Regions from separate parts of the Homo sapiens genome. Here all the other regions are linked to region 1. The links are chromatin contacts, found by Hi-C in ENCODE. All regions are on one chromosome and are shown on one strand. Each heading gives the region's core, a stretch centred on a gene start or an enhancer-like site at or near the end of the contact. The rest is flanking DNA. Distances are from core to core; before and after follow the strand shown. Region 1 has its middle 12 kb from the start of MIDEAS. Region 2 has its middle 49 kb from the start of FOS. Region 3 overlaps YLPM1 (YLP motif containing 1).

The links. A loop is a pair of places that touch in the nucleus more often than their neighbours do. Pooled maps may share reads with other maps.
Region 2: a loop to region 1 is called in a pooled map, with 2.0 times the contacts of the local background. The contact joins two enhancer-like sites. A Hi-C loop is called at or near these places in 1 of 168 maps with a recorded cell type or tissue (naive thymus-derived CD4-positive, alpha-beta T cell), 2 of 37 single-sample maps with no recorded cell type and 2 of 50 pooled maps.
Region 3: a loop to region 1 is called in a map with no recorded cell type, with 14 times the contacts of the local background. The contact joins two enhancer-like sites. A Hi-C loop is called at or near these places in 4 of 37 single-sample maps with no recorded cell type and 3 of 50 pooled maps.

Annotation. Positions count from the first base shown.
Region 1 is chr14:73,769,897-73,774,684 of GRCh38, forward strand. It overlaps a transcript of MIDEAS not described here. Among named protein-coding and RNA genes, the nearest start is that of MIDEAS, 12 kb to the left of the region's middle. RefSeq lists enhancers at 1,614-1,683, 1,804-1,863. Within about 2 kb of position 2,040, at least 31 of the 41 ENCODE cell types and tissues checked have a DNase peak (open chromatin) inside an H3K27ac peak, as active enhancers do.
Region 2 is chr14:75,227,800-75,232,587 of GRCh38, forward strand. No RefSeq gene overlaps it. Among named protein-coding and RNA genes, the nearest start is that of FOS, 49 kb to the right of the region's middle. RefSeq lists a cis regulatory region at 1,944-2,499. Within about 2 kb of position 2,797, at least 20 of the 41 ENCODE cell types and tissues checked have a DNase peak (open chromatin) inside an H3K27ac peak, as active enhancers do.
Region 3 is chr14:74,833,160-74,837,947 of GRCh38, forward strand. YLPM1 (YLP motif containing 1) reads left to right here. Exons shown (of 21, transcript NM_019589.3): 20 at 2,106-2,288; 21 at 2,616-4,159. The coding sequence ends at 2,252. Among named protein-coding and RNA genes, the nearest start is that of PROX2, 41 kb to the right of the region's middle. Within about 2 kb of position 2,637, at least 5 of the 41 ENCODE cell types and tissues checked have a DNase peak (open chromatin) inside an H3K27ac peak, as active enhancers do.

The sequences.
Region 1 (4,788 bases), core at 790-3,289:
GCTGGGTTTTTTTTTTTGTTTTTTTTTTTTAATTTTTGCGGGTATATTGTAGGTGTATATATTTAGTGTTGCAAGAGTTTAAAACGCTGACCAGGTAATTACGGTTGGTGGACTATATCCCATAAAAATAATCTAAAATGTCACCACAAGGAAGTTTTTACAAAAGATGCTCCACAGCACCTGTATATAGAGCCCATTCAGATTATGGTACGGTAAGGAAGAGTAACAGAATGAAATATGAAAGGATGGACAGAGGGAAACTATCTGATGAAACCATTTGGTGAAGTCATGTTAAGTGACAAAATCAGCACCAAAAAATATGTCAGGTGAACTTATAAGCTGTGTTAAAACTGCAAAGGAATATTAGAAGCAATCAGAAGAGAATTCTAAATAGGTGTCATGTTTATTCTGTTAAGTTGATCAAGATGATTTATATAACAGTAACGACGGTGATGATGATGATGACGATGATGATGATGATGATGATGGTGATGATGACAATGATGATGTAAGGGCCACTGAACAGGATTTCCTCATCATAAACATACCAGAGGGCAGGTAGGCCCAGGCCCCTGGCTTGATGAGGAAAGAAGAAGGAATGTAAACCGGGAGAGGAGGGATTGTGACTGGGTGGGGATGGTGCGGGGGAGTGCCTACAGAGCATCCCTTATCTAGAGAGCTTTGAAACACCTCTCACCAAAGAAAGGAAATTACACAAATAAACCCACACCAATTAACCTCCAGCGTCCTGGGTACTAACTATGACTGCTGCATTTGGGCTCTCAATTTCACTAATACCTTATTTCAGCAACTTCTGAGGTGACACCAGGGCTCTTTGTGGGCTAGCCTAGGTACCCAACCACCATTTATAGCATTGTTTCTATGGAAATGTGTTTCAAGCTTCAAAAAACCGAGCTGCTGACAACCCTGGGGCACACACGTGGTCTCTAAATTAGGGAACTGAGAGGAACAGTTATTGCTGGGGCCTGGGCTCGAGAAGGCAGCTTGTTCCTTAGACACTATGGCACTTAATATTCACATGACCAGCAATGATCAGAACCAGGCTCAATGCCACTGTAGGGCGTGAAGATGAGGTTGGGGCATCTAGGAATAAACACGATATTCTAGAAAAGCACAGAGACAGTCACCAGCCCCACCTCCAAACACACACACACACAGCCATCACTTGCCATGGAACACATGAAGCTGGCCTGAGTACCCCTAATGAGCATCCAGGCGTGCCCTGAGCCCATACTCTCCATTTTCTCTCTGACCCTGGCACACCTCCAGCCACAAGGTCCTACTTCAATCTGATCACAGAAGAACAAACTCCAGTCTTTGACAGTTCTGAAATTTGGTTTTAGCAAATATACACTGGAGATAACCAGGGCCCCAGCTGGGTCTGGGCCTCCCTCCACACGCATTCTGTCGGGCAGAGCTTCAGCAGGCTCCAACCTGCGAACTCAAGGTACGCCGGGGGCTCTCCAGCTGCCACCCACCTGGGGACTCTGCACAACACCAAGGAGTCTCCCTGTCCTGCCCTGGTCACATTCCTGGGCTGGTCACAGCAACGGGATGATCATGGACCCTCCAAATAGACACTCCACGTGTTAAGAAAATAAGGCTCTCCACTCAGAAGAAAAGGCTACTACACACGAGGGGAGTGGTGGGTGAGAAGGCCATTCACCAGATGTCCAGAGATTCTGAGATGCCACAGAGATATGAGAAGGTGCTCAGAAGACAGTCAGCTGCTCAGCGCCACACCCAAACCTGCAGCTGCGCGTCCCAGCAGATCTCACGGCAAGACGTGGGGTCAGACGGCCCTGCCTGCTAGGTCAGATGTGAACTGGATGGATGTGGCTAGCATTAAAGAGCAACTAAATTCAACACTTCAATTAATATGTGCAACAATGTAAGTGAGCAAGACGCTACCTCACTAGGGCCCCACCTGGGTTAGAAAAGGCTGCAGGAGGTCAATTAGCAAAGCACACCCTCCCTGCTGCCAGTTGGAACTGCAGAAGAAAGACTCAGCTTCCTCCTGCTGTGGCAGGGGCCTGAAGTAAGAGGCAGCCCAGAGGTGAGTGGGCGGGTGGCTCAAAGCCTCACGTGCTCACTGGGCTGGTTCCATGAAAACGCAGGTGTGAAAATCGTCTGGGGCCCTGAGCCAGCTGGGGGCTGGAGGCAGAGTCCACGCTGTGAACCCGAGTTACTCAGCCAGTCTATGAAGTCAGGCCCATCTGAATCCTCCAGCCCCTGCATGCAGTGCCGGTAGCTGATAAAGACAGAGCTGTTTGGTTTTCCTGGTAGTAACAGATGGGAGTCCCTCCCCCTGGCCTCCTTCCCACCCAAATCCAAAGTCTTTGAAGTTAAGGCCTTGTCTTATAAATAAAAAAAAGATGTTATATAAATTATTAAAGCAATTTCAAACACACACACATGCTCTACCCATAACCTCTTTGCCCAAATCCAGTTATTGGCATTATGCCAATTTTTACTATGGGCAGTGTAATCAGTTTTTATGCACTTATGCAATTCTGTGTTTTACTTTTTTCATCTAAATTCATCAACATTTTCCCAAGAAACAACATTATCTTCATATTAAGATAACAGTGACACAATACTCACTGACTCTAGGTATCATGAATTATACAGCCACATGAAACACTGAGGCTGTTTACAGTTTTGGTTTTGTTTTTTTTTCTTTTCTATTTTAAGCAATGTTGCTATAAATATCTTTGGTGTGCAGGAAGGTATGAGATTAAAAAAATAATAAATAGATATCTTTGTACTTAGAGCTCTTTTCCTTTTTAGAATTAATAAATTCTTTATTCTTAAATTCTCAAGAGCAATACTAATAGATCAAAGGAAATTAACATTTTCTTACAGCTTCAAGTTCTAGTGTGTGTGTGTGTGTGTGTGTGTGTGTGTGTGTGTGTGTATTTTGTTGTTGTTGTTGTTTTCGAGACAGAGTCTCGCTCTGTCGCCCAGGCTGGAGTGCAGTGGTGCCATCTCGGCTCACTGCAACCTCCACCCCCCAGTTCAAGTGATTCTCCTGCCTCAGCCTCCCGAGTAGCTAGGGTTACAGGCGCGCACCACCACACCCAGCTAATTTTGTAATTTTAGTAGAGATGGGGTTTCTCCATGTTGGCCAGGCTGGTCTCAAACTCCTGACCTCAGATGATCCGCCCACCTCGGCCTCCCAAAGTGCTGGGATTACAGATGTAAGCCACCACGCCTGGCTTCTCATACATTTTTAATGTATATTTGTTCTTTGTGAGTTACCCGGATTATCTATTTTCCAAAGTAGTTTTCCTAGCAACACCTGTCAATCCTACCAATCAGGATCTACTCTTATAATGCACTTTTCCCAGCTCCTCAGCGTCCCTGCTATTCGGAATACGTACCCTATGACTGGTGGATGTTGGAGGTAATACAATTGATTTTCCAGGGAGAGATGACGAAGGAGGACAGAGAGGTGTGGGTAGGAAGGTAGAGGCTGGGATGAGTAAGGAGGGGAGAGCAGGCCTTGTGGAGTCAGAAACAAAGACAGATCCCACATTCTGTCCTTTCCAAAATGAGCCCACCCCTCCCTGGACATCAACCCACTCCCTCCACCACTCAGGTTTCTCCAAGCTGATCTTCCAGGGGCCCGGAACAAACACACACATTCATGGGTTCCTAAAGAGGATTCTGGAAATACCATGTGCTTCTAGGTTCTAGAAACATACTCTGCAAACAATATAAGCCCTGTGCTCACCAGTGGTCCCACAGGCCCATGTGCATGCAGGCTCAGCCCTAAGGGTGGCTCAACTTCAAGAAAGAAAAGTCTTTAAAGAAAGAGAGAGGCCAGGCGCAATGGCTCACGCCTGTAATCTCAGCACTTTGGGAGGCTGAGGCGGGTGGATCACTTGAGGTCACGAGTTCGAGACCAGCCTGGCCAATATGGTAAAACCCTGTCTCTACTGAAATACAAAAATGAGCTGGGCATGGTGGTGGGCGCCTGTAGTCCCAGCTACTTAGGAGGCTGAAGCAGGACAATCACTTGAACCTGGGAGGCAGAGGCTGCAGTGAGCTGATATCACACCACTGCACTCCAGCCTAGGTGACAGGGTGAGACTGAATCTCAAAAAAAAAAAAAAAAAGAAAAAAGAAAAGCAAGTCCAACTAATCAGCCATGGCGAGAAAGCCACTCCTCCACAGGTCTCTCTGAGTGGCACGCAGACCTGGGATAATGACAGGAAGCCTCTGAGTGACAACCCTGGGTCCCACTATGAGGCACCATAAAGACACCGCCTGCCAGGCTCCATTCACAGGAATTTTCGAACAGGAAAGGTACCCCTGTAGTCTAATCCCCTCATTTCATAGACAAACGGAGACTGCAATCCCTGCTTTGGGGCTCCCACTGCACCCTGCAATTACTGTCAGGAGGATGCATTCTTCCTCGCAGGAACAGGAAGTGCCACAGCCTGTCCTGACTGCCTCATGACCAGGTGGGACAGGACTTTCATTTTAAAGAGCCCCAGTCTCTGCTACTATGGTCTGCAGACTTGCTTTCCCCAGCTCTGTCTCTGTGTGAAGCCAAAAGACAGTGCTGAGCATGAGAAACGAAAGGATCCTCTAATGGCAGCTGGTATTAATATTTATCCTTCTTCAAGGAGGGCCAGTAGGAAGAGATGCTTCTGCCACCTCTAAACCAGCTCCTCACCACAGACATCTCCTCAGTGTCCCCTCAAAGGCTTCCTCAGGGTGAGTGGGGCCCCGATACAGGTTTTATACCCCCAAATCCCC
Region 2 (4,788 bases), core at 1,547-4,046, 1.5 Mb after region 1:
GTCGGGAGTTCGAGACCAGCCTGACCAACATGGTGAAACCCTGTCTCTACTAAAATATACAAAAAATTAGCCAGGTGTGGTGGCATTTGCCTGTAATCCCAGCTACTCAGGAGGCTGAGGCAGGAGAATCGCTTGAACCCAGGAGGTGGAGGTTGCAGTGAGCTGAGATTGTGCCATTGCACTCCAGCCTGGGCAACAAGAGTGAAACTCCGTCTCAAAAAAATAAAAAAAGAAAAGAAAAGAAAAGAAAGGGGGCTACTGAACTCAGCCTGAAGTGGGGCAGCGGTCAGCAAAGTCTTGTGAATGAATGGTGAGTTACCAGGAAAAAGGGTGAAGAACAGTATTCCAGGCAGCAGCTGCACGTGTAAAAAGCATGGAGTGGTGAGAGCAGAGTGGCTCAGCCTGGGCTGAGGATGAGGAAGCCGGTGCTGTGACTACAGAGGAAGCCAGAAAGAAAGCAGGGGACAGACCACGAGGACTTTGCATGTCATACTAGTTTGTTTCTTATCATTAAAGCCATGGATCCCTCCTCCCTAAATGAATAATCCCACCTTTTTCCCTTTGTTCCCACAGTCCTGGGAGGAGGAGTAGCTGTTTCCTGCAGTTGCTGCCTCAGTGATACCTCAGTGTTCTCTTTGTCATTTCACTTTCCAAGTTGAAGTTAACAATTCTTTTTTGTTTTGGACCTAGTAAACAATTCTTTATCTTAAATTGACCCTGTTACAATGTGTTACAATAGCTGGTGTGATTTCAGTTCCCCGTCTGGACCTTGACTGAGAAAGGGCCCTTGAGAGGTTTTTGTTTTTGTTTTTGAGACAGTTTCACTCTTGTTGCCAGGCTGGAGTGCAATGGCACAATCTTGGCTCACTGCAACCTCCGCCTCCCGGATTCAAGCGATTCTCCTGCCTCAGCCTCCCGAGTAGCTGGGATTACAGGCATGCACCACCACGCTCGGATAATTTTTGTATTTTTAGTAGAGACGGAATTTCTCCATGTTGGTCAGGCTGGTCTCAATCTCCTGACCTCATGATCTGCCCGCCTCAGCCTCCCAAAGTGCTGGGATTACAGGCGTGAGCTATCGCTCCTGGCTGAGAGATTTTTAAGTAAGAGGAGGCGTGCCGTCAGATTTACATTTTAGAAAGTTGTCTCTAGGGGCAATGGTGGAGAACAACGACTAGAAGCAAGGAGCCCACTGAGGCCGTGGTTCCCGTGTTACAGGGGAGATACAGCGGCAGCCAGAATGCAGAGGTGGAAGGTAGATGGGAAGGAGGGGATACAGTCAAGAGATACTAAGGAAATAGAATTAACAGAAGAGGGAGATCAAGAGATTTGCTTATGCTTCTGGGTTTGCAGGACATGCCATTTACTGGGGCACAGAATATAGAAGAATTAGGTGTGTGTCAAGAAGATCCATCATTCTGTTTTGTACACGTTAAGTCTAAGAACCACCAGGTGGAAATGGAGGCAGCTGTGTATGCAGATGTGTGGGCAGAAGAGCCAGGCAGATGGATTCGGAACTCAGCAGGGTATGGCTGTGGTTGAGGTCATGCAGAGAGCATGGTGGGTGGGGGCACTGACGGCAGAATCTCCTAGAACCCCAACATTTAGGAGATGAGCTGAGAAACAGGAACCCTAGATTATCTGGAAGAGAAGCTTGGGAACTACGAAAGTGTTCAGAGGGAGGATCAGGCAGGGCACTTGTCAGAACAACTGCAGTCTGGGTACTCAAAGGAAGGAAACTTCTCAAAGGTGTGTGTTTCAGGCATGCAGATACATATGCATTTTTAAAGTCATTCCTTCTCTTAAGTTTGGAATATTGAGGAAAAACTCTTTCACATCAACCCTGGTGCCACCAGGCGACCTGGCCCAACCCTTCACTGTTGTCCAAGTGCGTCAGGAGAAGCCACCTGGCCGGAAGGAGCCAGGTGGAGCAGAGGGCAGCCAGTCTTATAGTCAATAGTCAGTGATAAGGCCAGATGTGTGGCAATATCAAATAATCAAGAACTGGCGTCATCCCCAGACAGCATGCTTAACTGTCTTCAGTGAGGAGACAAGGAAGGGGTGGAGGGGTGTCTCAGATGCCTGGGAGGGGAAATGGGAGGGAGCTCGCATTTGTGGAGTGGGCCAGGCCCTGTGCTAGGCTCTTTCCATGTTATCTCCACTAACCCTCCCAACAGCCATGCCTGTTTCAAAGATAAGACAGATGGGGCTCCAAGAGGTTAAATAATGTGCCTCAGGTAGTAACTGAGTGACCTAGGATTTGAACCTGGAAGGCCAAAGGCCATGCTGTCTCAAGGGAGCCCTTGGTCACCAGTTCAGTCAATCTCCCTGGTGAAGGTCCGTGTGCTGTAAGTTTGGGCATGGATACAAACCTTCCCATTGAAGCTTGATATGAGTGATGGCTCAGCGCCCAATCAGCAGCCAGATTAGGTGTTCTCCATGAGTGGTTTGGTGCTAGCACTTGCTTCCAAACCACACTTCCTGTTCATCTTTCACACCTATTGTCTCACTGCTGGGTTTCTTGCCAAATGCCTCCCTTGCCACTCCCAGTATGGGGGCAGAGTGACTAGGGAACAGCTTACAATGAGGAGTCTGTCAGACCTCCTTACTTTGCAGACGTCCTAAACACCTGATGAGCAACCACCAACTACTGAGGAGAGCCAATTTGCACCCAATTTTTGAGACCCTAAAAGACACTCTTTGAGCCTGATTACAGGTCAAATACTGGTAATAGCTAAAGGGTGGCTTTCTGTGTGCTGAGCCTTGAATTGTCTGCCTAACATGCATTGTTTCATATAATTCTTAAAATAACCCCATGAGGTGAGTGCGATTATTACACCCATTTTGCCTACAAGGAAGCAGGCTGAGAGAAAAGTGTCTACACCCAGTAAGCACCAGGAATGTCTGAATCAAAGGCAGGGAGAGGTGCCTGCCAAGCCCCGCACTTCCTTTCTCTCCCTTCCCCTAAGGCCTTTGGCTTAGATACGCTGATCCTTGAGAAATCCCTCCTCTCTCTTCCTTCCTTCCTTCCTTCCTTCCTTCCTTCCTTCCTTCCTTTCTTTTTTCTTCCTTTCTCTCGCTCTCTCTCTTCTTCTTTCTTTTTTTTTCTGGAGTCTCGCTCTGTTTCCCAGGCGTGATCTTGGCTCACTGCAACCTCCACCTCCAGGGTTCCAGCAATTCTCTTGCCTCAGCCTCCTTAGTGGCTGAGACTATAGGAGTGCGCCACCACGCCCAGCGAAGTTTTGTATTTTTAGTAGACATGGGGTTTCACCATGTTGGCTAGTATGGTCTTGATCTCTTGAGCTTGTGATCCACCTGCCTCAGACTCCCAAAGTGCTGGAATTACAGACACGAGCCACCGCGCCCGGCCTATTCAGGAGCTTTTACCCCATAAATCTTCTTACACATAGAAAAATAAAAAGTTCTGTCCCTTGTTACAGGTATTTTATATTATCAGTGGCGCCAATAAGGTGGGTGCATGTGTGTGCACACATGCGTGTATATGGGTGTGTGTGCACACCTGCATGTATATGGGTGTGTGTGCACACATGCATGTATGTGTCTGTGTGTGTGCATACACATATGTGGGGGTGGAGTAGGAATCAGGCAAATCAACCTCATAGACCTGTTCCCTGTTTCTGGGGTCATATATGGCTACAGTGACTATGTTTCTGAACCACAGGCCAGGCCACATGTCCTGGCCATTGCAATGGTTGTTGAGGGGATATTACAACAGTGAAACTGATACCTGCCCATGAGATACAGAGGCTGTTGGCTAACAGTTCAGCAGATACACTGTAGCGTGCTTTGGAGACATTCTAAAGGCCTCTGAGAGAGACAATGTCTTGCCAAGAGTTGAGGCCTGAAACTTGACAGCTGCCCACAGCCCATTTAAGGGTTAGTGTTACTCGACACAATTTTAAAGACATTGTCATGGAGGATCTGATATTCTCAGAACATTCAAGAGAAATGTTATAGCCTAAAACCAGAGGGGAAATCTGAAACCATATCTTCTTTTAGGGGCTACTATAGAATTCATTAAATTAATAATTAAATCTATGTATGTACATACAAAATGTTATGGACAACTGAGCCAGCCCTACACACACACAAGATGTCAGAAAGATTACCTCTGGCCGGGCACGGTGGCTCACACCTGTAATCCCAGCACTTTGGGAGGCCAAGCTGGGTGGAACATCTGAGGTCAGGAGTTCGAGACCAGCCTGGTAAACATGGTAAAACCCTGTCTCTACTAAAAATACAAAAATTAGCTGGGCGTGGTGACTCCCGCCTGTAGTCCCAGCTACTCGGGAGGCTGAGGCACTAGAATCGCTTGAACCCAGGAGGCAGAGGTTGCAGTGAGCTGAGATCACACCACTGCACACCAGCCTGGGCAACAGAGTGAGACTTGGTCTAAAAAAAAAGAAAAGAAAAGAAAGAAAAAGAAAAAGAAAAGATTACCTCTGTTAAAAATACTCAGGCAGTAGAGATAGCAGCCAATTTTGGGTTTGCATGACATTAATTCAACAAGCATGTATTACTTCCTACCTATTAGCTCCCAGATACTTGGTACCACGCCCAAAGAAGACTGGGCCTGGGATTGCAGTGACAGTAGGGTGGCAGATGTGTGGGGGATAAGTATGATATGGTGTAGGGAGGGTTATAATACTGATGAGTGCAATGTGCTACAGAATCCAGAAGATGAAGAATTCTTGGGAGGGGTGGTGGTATTAGTTTCCTACTACTATGTAATAAATTACTACAATTTAGCAGCTTAAAGCAACAACA
Region 3 (4,788 bases), core at 1,387-3,886, 1.1 Mb after region 1:
AAATGCCCAAGACTTAGTTCGTAATGATCTTTCGCTAAAATGTGTATCCTTGATCCAGGTGGAGCTGAGAGAATATACATGAATTAAATTTAATTAATTAATTATTATTGAGGTAGGGTCTCTCTGTCACCCAGGCTGGAGTACAGTGGTGTGATCTTGGCTCACTGCCACTTCTGCCTCCCAGGCTCAAACAATTCTCCCACCTCATCCTCCCTAGTAGCTAGGATTTCAGGCACCCACCACACACCATGCCCAGCTAATTTTTGTATTTTTAGTAGAGACACGGTTTCGCCTTGTTGCCCAGGCTGGTCTTGAACACCTAGGCTGACGTGATCTGCCGGCCTCGGCCTCCCAAAGTGCTGGAGTTATAGGTGTAAGCCACTGTGCCTGGCTGTATATATGAATTAATCAAAATAGGTACTTCAGCATTGATGAGCAGAATGCCCAAAGATTTTTCTATATTGAAGCCCACATTATTTATTAGGCTTCTTACTAAAGCCCATGAAAGACATTGAGCCATAGGTTTTCTATACACTAAAAACCTACTTTCTGGAAAGTCAGATGTTACCAGTTTCTTCCCACTGCTATTACTTTGGCTCCTCCCTTTGACCAGGTGATACTGTTAAAAGCCTAGTTATTTCATTGCTAGTCATGCAAATGGTAATTAGTGTACATTAGAGCAATAATGCATTCCCAGGTTCAGTGTAAAGAGCATGGTGTTTCCATGCTCTGGTTCTCTCTCCTTGTCACAGATAATAAATCACAAGCCATGTTTAAAATACATTCTCTGCAGTCTTTGATACTGTGTAGTGCAAGCAACAGATTCATAGTTTCTTTTTAAGAATCTGAACTTTTACAGAATATGTATATCTCCATATACTTTTAAAAACATATTAACATAATATGTGGCTGGGCATGGTGGCTCATGCTTGTAATCCTAGCACTTTGGGCGGCCAAGGCAGGAGGATTGCTTGAGTCCAGCAGTTTGAGACCAGCCTGGGCAACATAGTGAGACTCTGACTCTAAAAAAAAAAAAAAAAATTACAAAAATTTTTAAAAAGCATAATATGTAAGAATATATATATATTAAAAATCAGAATACCAATAGGAAATATCCCTGATCCATATATTTGTAGTTGTAATCTTGCCATGAATTATATCAGTTGAGTCTGTTTCTTGGTCTCTTTATCTCATGAATGAAAGTAATAATACCAGCTTACTGTTTTCTCTAAGATTAAATTTCAAGAAATATTTTTGTGTAGAGATAAATAAAATTCAGTTATTGATCTAGGGTGTTGATAGTCTGTTAGGGAAGACAGATCTGTAAGTGGATAATTATACTACGGTGTGGAAGTTCAAAAGCAGACATATCAAAATCCGGAAGTTAACTGTGGAAAGCAGTGATTATTTGATTGGCAAAGGAAAAAGGGGTAAGTCAGGGAAGGATGACTAGACTCATGCCAAGTGGATAAGGTTAGGGAAAAGACATTTCAGGAAGAATGACTAGTACATATATGCAGAGTTATAGAGACATGAAATGGTGCGATGCGCTCTGAGTGCTAGAAGGAAGTCTGTATTGTTTGTATAAAATGCCATAGGCACTGGCCAGAGATGTTGCAGGAAAGTGTAGTTGGGGCCAGATCAAGAGGGACCTGAGTTCTTGGACTTTGCCTGGTAGGTAGGGGAAGGAGTTAAAGCAAATGAATCACAACTGTGTGTTTTAGGAAGATCACTCTGGCAGCATGAATCTGGAGCGGGTGAGTACAGACAGGAAGACTAGGTAGAGATTAGTGCTTTGCTTTCAGGTGAAAAAAAAATGAGGTCAGTGAATTATTAAATAAAAAGGAATGGCAGAGGAGAAAGAGAGGACAGGATTGAGCTGAACTGTTCAGGAGCTGGAATGGTTAGGACTTGGATTGTCCAGAGAGTTTTCTCTTTGTGACTTAAAATATATGGCTTTTCCCAGTTTTCCTGGGTTAGTTTTTAATTTTTTAAACTTGCGGTTTCAAATGAGTCATTCTACCCCTTAGACTGTCCAGAGAGGGAGGGGGCTCTTTGCATATTTATTTTTCCTAAAGCTCAGCCTAATGCTATGTTCTTTTTAGGTCAGATGGGCAGACCTGGAAGAGAAGAAGGATGCAGATAGGAAAAGGGCCATAGGTTTTGTGGTCGGACAGACTGATTGGGAGAAGATCACAGATGAAAGTGGTCACCTGGCTGAAAAAGCCCTCAATCGAACCAAATATATATGAGACTTAGTTTTTGAACGGAGTCATTATTCCTCTAAGGTAAGAGTACACAGTCATATAAATAGCCTACTGTGTGGTTGCTTCAAAGGGTTTGAGATAAAGAAGACAGCATATTTTGCTAAAAATGCTCTCTTCTTGTGTTATTTTATAGTTCTGAAAGAGTAAGTATGTACTAGTTGTTAACATTTACAATACTATTAGAAAAGGAAGCCATTTTCTGCAAGCTGGCTCACTTATAAAAATAAAAACCTTGAGAAAAACTTGAATTCTATAGATTTGGGAAGGACTGAAATGATGTTATACTAAGGGCTACTGAACTTTTTGCCTGTTCTTTCCAGGTGTGACAGCCTTTTCTTTTCTTTCCAGGTGGTTCGCTTTGAGGTGGTCTGAAGCCAAGGCCTCGCGGAGCTTCTTTGTGTGTCACCTTGCTTCCACGTTTCAGTTCTTGTTTTGTTTCTACTGCTTTAGTTTTTTTTAAAGTTCTCCAGTGTCCCCAAGAGGTATTAGAATCTTGCTGTACCCAAGCAAGACGTTAATTTTTCTTTTAACTGTTTTGGGGAGGGAGGGAGTGATAGCTTAACTGCTGAAGCCAGGCGGGGGTCTGCTGGAGGATTCCAACAGAGAGTATTTCCTCCACTGTACAATGTCACAGACTATCTCTATCATCATTGCTTTGTGGCTGTTTCTGTTTTTTACTGTATGTAACTGGTAGCTGATTGTACTAGGATTAAAAACAATAAACTTTCATGATAAAGCCGATGAGATTCATGGGCTATACAGCATGGGCCCTTTTCTCTTGTTTTCTTAATTTTATTTTTAATTGCTTTTTAAATATGGTATGTCCTAATTAAATGCTAGCTGAACATCCCAAAACCTTTTTTTCATTGAATATTATATGGCTCAATGATTCCGTAGCACATGTTGTAAAACACAGGGTTCAAATGATGTTCAAAACACTCATCTTTGTTTTATAGCTGATTTCTCTATCTTTGTGTCTTGAAGACTGACCAAGTTCAAATATTCATCAGTTCCCTGGAGCATATCCATTCTGTAACATGATGCTTTATTTAAAAATTTTTTTTGATCCTCTCTCTGTTCTTCCCTCTCTTCTTTCCTTCCTTCTTCTTTTCACTTTCTGCCTTTATGCTGTTAGGTTTTTATTTTTTCCTGATCTGGCTTTGAATTCTGGTAGACAGAACTGATGTATTCTGTGGAACTCAAGCTTGTTGCCTTCATTTGAACTTGAATTGTGGATTTTTAAATGAAGATTGCAGGGAAAGAGTATAAAGATGCAGAGCACTCTGGCATGTAACCTTTAAGCCTGTCAGGTTTTCAAGTTCTTGCCAGATTGTTCATTACTGGAAAGCATGGCCTTCTGCACAGAATTTCCTCTCTTGTGGTTAATACCAGGTGGAACCCAGAAACATACAGAGATAAAACCCAAATATTATTTCTATGTAAACACAGAAAAGGGACTCTTCCCTTTTTCATCCTGCAAAGAAAAAAGTCATCTTTTAGCATGAAAGAAGATGAGAGAGCCTTCTTCCTCAAGCATAATTTGCATTTTGTAATCCAACTCAGTAATTTGTAAATGTGTTCACTGAAGACTTCAATATTTTGAAATATTCTCTTTCAGGCCACAGATGAAAATCCTTTACTTTTATGACCTACATTAAAGACTGTATGAATAGAGCTAATAGTTACTAGCATTTGAATAGTATCACTTTGGGTTCAACAAATTGATATTATAGTACTGAATACCCCTAATTTAATGGAAATTCTAACAACTTTCTGTACTTTTATCTTCCCTGAAAATCTGAATTTTTAAGCAAGTGACTTTAAGTTCATTAAGTCAATATTGAATGTATAAATTGCTACATTAAATAACTTCTGCTGTTTGTAGTATTTAATAAGCTATTTTCATTGCTTATTGGCCTACAATACATTTCTGTGTACTGACCTTTCTCAGCAGCCTTTATTATGTAGAGTGAAGATATGTCGCAAAAATAGCCAAATAGAATTATTGTTTGTACAAAGACTCATTTACTACTTTCTAAAGCCACCCAATGCCTATTATCAAAAACAAAACTTCCATAATGTGTTCTCTAGTTCAGATGAAATGGAGGCCGATATGTTCTTCTGCAGGATGCTTTATTTCAGTTGTCCTTAACCTTGTGATGTTCTGACAGTAGTTAGAATGCCAATGAAATGAGTGGTGATTATCCGTGAGTCACTTGGAATCATGGGTAATTTTGCATATGTGTGTTTTCACCTTACAGCCATGGCTTTATGTCTGTGCTCTTATACCAGGGCAGGGTGGGAAGCTGGGGAAGAGTTAACATAGTCAGAAACGGCCTCTGCCAATTTTCAGAAGATATAGATTACGTGACCTTAGAGAATGAACATAGAGTGCTCCTACTTTAGAAAATGGGTATAACAACCTTCATGCAAGGAGATTAATGAAAAAAGATTTGGCACCAAAAAGAGTAATAGAGACAGCCAGCTGATAATTGATTTTGCTAGTCCAATGTGGGACTTA